Regions from separate parts of the Homo sapiens genome. Here region 1 is linked to region 2. A link is an interaction called in ENCODE POLR2A ChIA-PET data of the cell type or tissue named here. Cell type or tissue: PC-3. All regions are shown on one strand.

The links. ChIA-PET counts read pairs that join two places held together with the same protein. Peaks named below come from ENCODE experiments on the same cell type or tissue, not always from the same donor. Only the 100,000 strongest peaks of a DNase experiment are listed, where the experiment ranks them.
Region 1: POLR2A ChIA-PET joins it to region 2 with 5 read pairs; 3 of 35 experiments call an interaction of 5 or more read pairs at or near these places.

Annotation. Positions count from the first base shown.
Region 1 is chr5:82,590,890-82,595,889 of GRCh38, reverse strand. No RefSeq gene overlaps it. Among named protein-coding and RNA genes, the nearest start is that of MIR3977, 250 kb to the left of the region's middle. RefSeq lists an enhancer at 4,258-4,799. In PC-3, no CTCF peak of the experiment used is centred here; no DNase peak of the experiment used is centred here.
Region 2 is chr5:82,362,057-82,367,056 of GRCh38, reverse strand. No RefSeq gene overlaps it. Among named protein-coding and RNA genes, the nearest start is that of RPS23, 86 kb to the right of the region's middle. RefSeq lists an enhancer at 662-1,861. In PC-3, a CTCF peak has its summit at 2,373 (motif pointing left); DNase peaks (open chromatin) are centred at 1,056 and 2,376; H3K27ac peaks cover 2,514 bases.

The DNA.
Region 1 (5,000 bases), 230 kb before region 2:
AAAAGGTATTTCAGAAAGAGGGAGTAGCATCTTCAGGAAATAGCTCTGCTGCCTAGAATGTGTCCTGTACAGAGAGGGAACCCCTAAAGCATCACAACGTAAACTATAAATGTCTTTGAGACTATTTTTAGCAGCAACTAGACCACCAAAATTAAGGGGTTAAGAAAGCAGAGAGGGAGTGAGAGACTATTTTTATACGTATGCCTCTACCAATGTTTCACCTTGCCATATCATATGGTATCATAAGGACTAGCAACAACCCAATCCAGTTCACAAGGAACTGAATTCTACCAACAACGTGTGAGTAATCTTGGAAGCAGATATTTCCCAAGTAGAGGCTTGAGATGACTATAACTATGCCTGGGACTCTCAGGCAGCCTGTGAGAGAAACAGAGGACTCAACTAAGCCCCACCTGAATTCCTGGCCTATAGAAATGGAGATAATAAATGCTATTGTTTCAAGCCATTACGTTTTGGGGTAATTTGTTACCAGCAATAAATAACTCTAATGCACGCTTCTGGTTCCTACCTAATATCCTCACAGTACACCTTGTAGTCCAGCTGTTGCTATGGCAACCAGCTTCTCGCAGGTATAGTCTGACAGCACCTCTCCTTAAGTGTAAATACTGTTAATTGCTCACTTTGTGTTCTGAACTTTCTGACACCGCTGGTCTGGGGCTCCTGTGGGAACTTGCTCAGCATTACACATGTGCAGACCTGGAACTATGAGAGGGTTACCACCCAGTGGGGCAACCCTTGACCAGTGAAGGGTAGGAGCCAGTGGAAACATGTTTCCTCTTTGGTCTCACAGATGGACAGCTCTGAAATATAGGTTGCACACATCAAGCACCAGTTACTGACAGCAGTGATTAACTCAGTTATCTATTCTTCATTGGCTTTCCCTCCTACCTGTTAACCTCCTCTCAAAGAAGTCATTTTGCAAAATAAACTGCCACTCAACCCTTTGTTTCAGACTGTTTTTGGTTAAGGGGTAGGAACCCAAGCTAAGGCATTTTGTCTCCTTTCAGCACAATGTTAACAGGTCAAGGAGTGATTAAGGTATTGATGGTTCTTTGTTTCTTATATATTGAAGAACAAAATTTCTAGCAAATTCTAGTAAATATATATACTTTCCTTGGCTTTATAGTACAATATGATGCCTCTTATCTCTTATTCATAGCATTTCTCACCCTACCGGCACAAAACCTGTTCAGCCCAACATTTCCTCTGACAGACACTGCCACAACAGCATATACACACTATCACAACTCAAATACACTGTATGCTTGGATCAAAATTCAGTGGCCCAACCTGAAATGTTTGCAGGGTATCAGTTTATCATATACAGTATAACAATTGAGAACCCCTAGCAAATATATTTGTTTAAGTTAATTCCATGGTGCAGGTTTAACTCCCAGTTAATCTTTTTGTTATTTTTACAGAAGTATAAAGAATACCTCTGATTACTGCTGGGATCAGCTATCTGGTCAACTGCACCTAGACTCCAAGATGTGTAGCCTATTTCAGTTTCTCAAACAAAACCAGTTTCTGTAGAGCTTATGTAATACCTGACAGCTCTCTGCAGAAAGAAGGCCAAATTCCAAATGTTCGCCTCATAGTCTTTGCCCCAGAATCCAGATAAAAATTTTTACAAAAGGGGTGTGTGTGTGTGTGTCTTTGTGTCTGTGTCTGTATGTGTCTGTATGTGTCAGTGAGAAAGAGCATTTTACAACTGACCTTTCAAGAAATTCTATAGATCTATTTTTTAAAAAGAAAAATGTAATGCCCTCTCAGGATTTTCTAAATTAGAAAGAAAATTTCTTTCCTTTTAAAATCACTGGCAAAATTTTCAATAATGATAAAAGAGACCACCAAATAAAATGCATTTATTATTGGATTACATAGTGTTCTCTCTTTTCCTTCCTGATCTCATGCTGAGATAAAACTTCTAATTCTCTCTCTCAACTCTGCTCATTTTTTATCCCAAAACCCAAGCTGATTGGCTCTCAACTGTACTTGATATTTATCCCAAAACTAATGAGGGATGAAAATAGAAGGGAGAATTGAGGAAATTTTCCAAACTAGCCTAAAGAGGCTATTCAAATTGCTTCTGAGCATCTCGGGGCAACTTGGGGCCTTCTAAAGAATTTAAGTATAAATAAGCAAATTTCACATAGCAACAAGCTTGCTGTGGAAACTAAATGAGTCACACAACAGCCTGTGGTCATGTATTAATTTGTTCTTTTCTTATCTTTCTTTGTATTTTGTCTAAAAGAGAAGTCAGCAAACTCTCTATTAAAGGACCATATACCAAATATGGCTTGTGAACCATAAAGTCTCTGTCACAATGGCTCATTTCTGTCCTTTAAGCATGAAACAGCCATAGACAATGCTAGTCTGCCAGCTGTATCTTTCCAACTCCTGTTTAGAACAAGAAACTTAAAGAACTATGGAAAGAAGTTACCATCTTTATGTTCCTATGAAATTCTTTTGTCCCCATGACTCAGCCACTATATTTGGGAATATTATAATATATGGAAAGTAGAGAAATATGTCTGTGGTGAATATGGAAATTCATAACTTTGAAAAATGTCCAGGATAGGAAACACAATTGAAAATAATACAGGTCTGTCTGTTCTGATAGATCATCCAAGTTTAGCTTCACGGCATGACTACTAGAGTTTGGAAGTCCAAAAAAATTGCTGCTGTGTGCAATGGATAGCTATGTGAAACATAGAAATAAATAAAAATGCAAATGGATCATTATCTCAAGCAGAAAATGGTTAAATTAAGCTATTTCTAAAATAAGTATCTCCTTGACCAAAATGTTATCAGACTGGGACATATCTAATCAGCATGCTGTCTCACATTCCATAATATATGACACCACTCTGTATGTTTGACATGACATTAATAGGCTGAGGCAACATTCAATAATTCTTCCCTCTCTGCCTCATCTAAGGTTTTATAGAAGGTCTTTACAAGATATGTCAACCTCTGAAATCATAAGTGTAAGTGTTATACAAATTTTTCTCAGAAGAATATTCATCACTACCCACAGTTGTCGCAGAACTCCATGATCCCAAAGTAGGAAAAATCATATCATTAATGAATAAATGAAAAAATGAAACTGATCACTAAAGCTAAATTGCAGTCCAGCTTATATAGTATGCATGAGAGAGCAGCAGAGAGATAAAAATCATTCAAGTTAAAAATTACACTCTTCATTGAAACACCAAATATCACCATTACTTGATTCTTTTGTGTTTACTATTATATTTTTCTTTCAAATCCTTTTTAAAAATACCCTTTGTTTTAAAACATTCTTTAATCATGAAACTTGTTTGTGATAGTACTTCCCCAAAAAAAAGAAAGAATAATAATAAGAGGGAGGAGGAGGAGAAGGAGGAAGGTAAGGATGAGGATGAGGATGAGAAGGAGGAGAAGGAGAGGAAGAGGAAGAAGAAAGAGAAGAAGAAGAGGAAGAGGAAGAAGAAGAAGAAGAAGAAGAAGAAGGAGAAGAGGAGGAGAAGAAGAAGAAGAAGAAGAAGAAGAAGAAGAAGAAGAAGAAGAAGAAGAAGAAGAAAGAAGAAAATAATGATAATGGGAACTTCAGCACTAAGATATAGGGAGCTCAAAGTAGGGTTGCCAGATATAGGAAATAAAAATATAGAACACCCATTTAAACTTAAATTTTGTATAGAATATACTTATACTAAGACAGTATTCATTGTTTATCTGAAAATCAAATTTAACTGTATATCCTGTGTTTTATCTGACAATGTTAGCTGCAAGGAATATCACTATTAATCTTACAAGGAAAATGAGCTAAACTAGATTTAAATCCATAACACTTTTTGAACCCATCAGAGAACTGAGTTTGCAAACAAATAACTGGCTCAAAATTTTAGGAAAAACAGTTGCCTGCTGGGAGATAGGAGATATGAGCACTCTCTTACCTAGATCAAAAGTAACTGAACATCAATCAGATTCTGACTCAAATAATTGGTGAATTCATGAAGGCCAAAGCAAGACTGGGAGGACAGCAGGAAACCACTAAGAGACACAGAAATTTAAAGAGTTCATACCCTCCTGCCCCTCTTTCCCTGCAAACCCCACCAGCTGATCACAGAAATAGAAAGTCTTAATTGTGAGGCAAACCTGGGGAAAAATAGCAGCTATATGAGAGAAACCGGAAACTTCACCAGAGTTTTTTGTCTGTCTCCTCTATTGAACAAAAGTCTTAAACTATACGGGTGGGGAAAGGAAAAGAGATGGTTAGGCAGGAACAAAAATCACTCTTGCCTTTAAGGCGTAGGTAAAAATTCTTTGTAGCTGAGAGAAGAAAAATTAAAAGAGAAAAAAGCCTAATCTTGTGTCAGGGGCAGAAATACACACTGCACCAAAAATAACAGCCAGGGAAGGAGAAGAAGCATTAAGAAAGCCACACTCCTAAAATTCTACATAAGCCTGAAATTTATAACAATAGAGAATGCTCTCTTCCACTGTCATCCAAGAAAATAAGTTTAAATAACAATAAGAATACTGCAGGGAGAAGGCCATTGAAGGAGCAAGAATGTGCAAATTAGACCCACTGTAAGGCAAAGTAGAGAGGAAAGACTTAGGGTGCAGGACCAAACAGACATTGCTCTGGATAATGAATCACCACCTTAAACATAAGGCATCACTAAGAAATTTGAGTCATCTGGAGTATTGAGGGTAATCACAGCAATAGCAAATATCAAACTTAGCTCCACCCTTAACTAAACCAACTCAAATTCCCATGTTAAAGACCCAACAGAAGGAAAGATATGCCCATTTTCAGGCATAAAAACTATTTACCTCAGTCTCCTCTGTCCTATACAAGCTATCCAGCTTTCAAAAAATATTAAAAGGTATACAAATAGGAAAGAAAGAACACACAAAGCAAAGCAACCATCAGAACCAGACCTTGCTAAAACACAGCTATATGAACTATCTGAAAGAAAATTTCAAAATAA
Region 2 (5,000 bases):
GTGCTGGGATTACAGGCATGAGCCACCGCGCCCGGCCAGTTTTTGTATTTTTAGTAAGGCAGGGTTTCACCATGTTGCCCAGGCTCAAACTCCTGGCTCAAGCAACTGTCCACCTCGGCCTCCCAAAGTCCAGGTATTATAGGCGTAAGCTATCACAGCCAGCCTCTGGCTTTTTTCTAGCCACAATCAACTTTTATCCAATTAACTAAGTCTCCAAAACTTCCCATGCTCCCAAGAGGAAGTGAGTAGAGATATAGATGAAAGAAGATTGGCTATAAGTTAATAATTTTTGAATCTGAGGGGTGAGGGTTTATTATACTCTTCATTAGCTGTAGATATATTTTATGTATATTTGAAATTTTCCTCAATAAATATTTTACAATAAAAAGTCTAACTATCAATGAAGTCAGTCAAGTGCAGTGTTTTAAATAATAAATTCTGAGAAAAAAAAATCTTCAAAAAAATACTATAGCATCAATGCTATTCTAAATTCTGTCCTCAGGCAATATAAGCCCTTTCTTGCCCCTTACTGCAGGTAATTCCGATGACACACTTTCCTCACCTCCTCTCTGCCCTTCTCTTGCACTTATAAAACATAATCAGTCGTTTTGACTGGAGTGTGGTGGACTCTTGGTTCTATGATTCTCAATAGTATATACATCTCCTCTTCCGGCTAGGAAAGGCAACCCCTAAAGGAATGGCTTTGCCAACTGACGAATTAGTTGGGGAGATCATTTGTGGGCAAATCCTCTGTAACTCCAATGTAGTAGATGCTGTTGGTGCCCTCCTCCGATCCCCTTCACCAGCTAGGACACCAGCCTCTCGCTACAGAGAAGGTTGGCCAGGGCCATGCTGGTAAACGTTTAACATCTGGCTGCCTGTGGAGTGTAAGGCCTGGGATTTGTAGCTTTTGTTGATTTTCATGATGTAATGCTTCTGTCCTGGCCGATTGCAAGCTGTCAGGGTGAAGTCACAGAAAGGGCATTTGGGAAGTGATGTGCACACAGCACTCGTGAGCTGTGGTGAGCTGACTCTAGCACACCATGACTACATACAGCTTATAGCTGTTCCTTTCTCTGGGGAATTGCCTCCTGACTGAAGACTGTCGCCTTTCAGGCTTCACCTATGGTTACCTGTAAATAATGACCAACTGATATGGGTGTACAAAATTCCAGTCCCCTTGCCTCAAGGTGAGTCAATTCTGTGGTGTGAATCATTCATCAGAACCCACCCACACGCACACAATGAATCAGATCACAGTCCTTGAGAAGACATCATTGTACAGCTCTTTGCCCTTTCCTCTCCTGCATCTCTCTCTTATTAGTAGGTTTTTCCCCCTAAAGAATATGCCATGCCCTCAGGGAATTGCATGCAGCTAAATGCTTGCCTCAGGCTCTGCTTCAAGGGAACCCAGCCTGAGACACATTCAAAACGTACCCCAAGGGGTAAGCTTTCCTAAAATTTCCCTCCAATACACTCCAAATAATACAAAGAGATAATTCTAATCTTAGGAGATACAAAAGTACAGCCCAAAGCATCCAACTACAGATCCCACATTTTTAAAGTCTTCTTTCACAGTAAAAATGCACGCAAAATTTTAACCTATGTTCCATAATATCTCTATTTAACACTAAAAATGTCATATTTTTCTCCAGAATTCTTGTGTAGAGTCAATGTTCCAAGATGCTAGACTATATACGTCCCATGGCTGTTCCAACGAAGAAGGTAAGCATGCCCCAGTCAGAAAAGCCTGAATAAACCTGAAAGCCACTCAAAGCCTGAGTGCTCAACTTTCAACTCGACAATGAGCAGTGTGTGTTGCCAATCCTCAGAGACTGTCTCTTCAGCACTAGAAGGTCAGAGCAGACCTACTCCAAACACAGTATTAGTATATCCCAGTTTCTCCTTTAATCAGGAAGGAAGGAAGGGAGGGAGAGTAAAAAAAGAAAGGAATTCAACCACTGAGAGTTAGACTTCAAAATGATCTTCATGTATTCTTTCGTATCTTCCTTTTATAGATGAGAAAACTAAGATTTGGAGCACAAAGTAATTTGCTGAAGGTCAAAAAGCAGTTAATGCTGGAACCAAGAGCCCCACATCTCTGGATTTTCAGGCAGGTTTCTCTGCTTGCCCATGTTGCCTGCCCAGCTTCTGAGGACAACGTTGACTGTCCTGTGAATTGGGATCACTCAGTCAAATGCCTCTGCTGATACCCCAAGGTTGAATGGCAGTTTGTTTAGCATGGCAGCTTTCAGACTCCAAGTGTTTCTGAGTGTGTGTTAGAAACCACCATTTCATCCAAAACTGGCCGAAGTGGAGAATTGTTTTGTACTTCCCAGCTGTATTTCCTTGAAAATAGATGGTCTGAGAATGCCCTCTGGTGCCTTCCTACTGTGTCTTCAAGCACTTTAGAGGCAGGAGGTGGCTGTGGGAAAGGATGAAGAAAAGCTAGGCTCCTGGAAATGGTTTTTTCTCTCAAAAAATGTGGCGTGGGCATACTGTCAGCAAACCGTGGCAGGATTCGACCAGGAAGTTGGATAAAAACATAATGTGTGGTTATGCCGCCTCTGTTGCATTTGCCTTTTTTTCTCTAACAATGAATATAATTCTTTTTAATTGCACAATTATTTAAATACTTATTCAAGTCATATTATATTAATACAAGGCATAGAAACAATAACAAATTGGTAGGCATAAAAATCTCTGACACAATTTGAATTTAGGCATATCCTTTTCTGGTTTTCTGCATAATATGATTACCATTTCCCAAGAACATGAGCAAAAGCACACTCCCTGGGTCCTCAGAATGGAGCGCACCTTCTCAAGTACACTGCCACTTTATTTTTAGTGACATGTATTTGAGAAAAAGAAGATTGACACTTCTTCCCCAAGATGCACGCCTCAAGAAGTTGAAAGGAGCACTGAGTAGAACAAAGGGGGGGAAAGCAATCAAAGGCTCTCTAGGGCTATGACCTAGATGCATTTGTCCCTTTTAATCCCTACATTGAACAGAAATATGAAATATAAGATTTGGGAAGGAGAGTATCTAGTTTAGCCCTCCCTCACATCAGGACTGGTCATAGCAATACCTGTCATTTATTGAATATTAACTCAATGCCAGGTAATATAAGCATTTCACATGAATTATTTCATTTAAATCCTCACAGCCACCTCAGGAGAAAGGTGCTATTATTTTCTGCATTGTGTAGATTAGAAACTTGAGTCATGGAAATATTAAATGCATTGCCCAAGGTCACTCAGCCACTAGCAAAGCCAGAACTCAAGCATCAATCTGCTCGGCTCCCAAGCCCATGCTTTTAGCCCTCCGGATATATGACGTCCACAACTTTCCTAAACAGCCTTCCTGTTCCCTCTCCTTAAATTCATCCAAACAATGAGCAAATCATTCTATTATCTAACAGCTCTCATTGCTTAAATCACCCCTGTTAGCCCCTATTTGGTACCGGAGGGATGCAGCAGTTTGCTCCCTGTTCTACTTGACCTTCCTTTAAATATTTGAAACCAGATATCAGCTCACTAATCCACTTTCCCAGCTTGCTCTTGTCTAGCTAAACTGTCCCAAGGTCCTTCAACGGTTCCTTGTTTAAGTCGCTTTTCAGGCCTTTCACTACCCGGGTTCACTCCAGCTGTGTAGCAACTCTCCCCACAAAATGGAAATGCGATAGCTAGTACTGAAAAACTCCCTAAATGTAGTCTGACTATAGCAGGGCATAGTGGGACTACAGCCTCCTTATTACCAAAATCATTTCTAATTAAAAGGCATCCTTAATCCTTACAGCAGTTGCTTCACACTGGTCATTCATGTGGTGCCCACAGCCAACAAAAACCCTCAGCCTTTCTCCCACAGAAAGTAAGATCTTCCCCCCAGCACAAATGCACACTAAAGTTCTGGACTAAAATGAAGGATTTATTTACTTTAAACTTCATATTCTTATTTGATATGGTTTCTTAATTTTTCCTCACGATTGAGATCATCCAAACCTCAGGTCAAGATGGCCAAAAAGGTGAGGTCCACAGACAGCCCTGCAGCCTCCCTCCCAAGTGGCACCACCTGGAATTCAGTGCCCTTCACATATCCCTGTCCAACTGGCCACGAAGCCTCCTAGTTTCACTGTCACTCTGCTCGTGTACCTTCATCTTTCCCACAAGGACGTCATAAGAGACTCTATCAAACGTCTTCCTGAAATCCAGACACATTTTGTCTGTGGAATTTCCCCTCCCCAGCAGTCTCCCCACTCTATCAAAAAAGGAAGCAAAGTTCGTTGGGCATATCTTGTTTTTAAGCAAACCCACATTTCGTGAATCCATATTTATACATACCACCAGGCTCAAGGGGATGTTTATTTCAGAAAATGAAAGCTTTTCCAAGAAACCTAATTTTAAATAGAATAGAGAAATAACATTTTAGCTACATTTTTTCACTTGTAAAAGCACTTGAAAAAACATATATTTTCAGGTCCATCAATACCACCATGGGACTCAGCATTTATGATAGTATTTAAGTGATAGATGTCACTTAAATACTACATTTCCAAAATATAATTAAACTTTGACCACAACTGCATTAATCAGGATTGGAACTTTACCTGCATCATACTTTAACCAGAGAAGTAAATCTCACCAAGGCAATTTGATATCTGGATTGAGTTCTGTATTCAGAATACATTAAATTCCACCTTCTAAAACTTTCTGGACAATGACCAGAATGTCTGCCATTCTGGACAATGAGCTGCCATTGAAAGTCTTCGATATCATAGACAAAGATCCCATTGTGTAAGCATACTATACATAAATAAAACCAAAAAAAAAAAAGATGAGGACATTTTTTAAAGATATTATTTATCGAAAGTAGTGTACCATATATTTAGAATATGTCAGGATGTTCTGAGAGTTTAACAAATGTGAACTCACTTAATCCCTGAAACAACCCTTAGCGATAGTCACTTTTATTTTCTTCATTTTTAACAGAAGGGAAAATG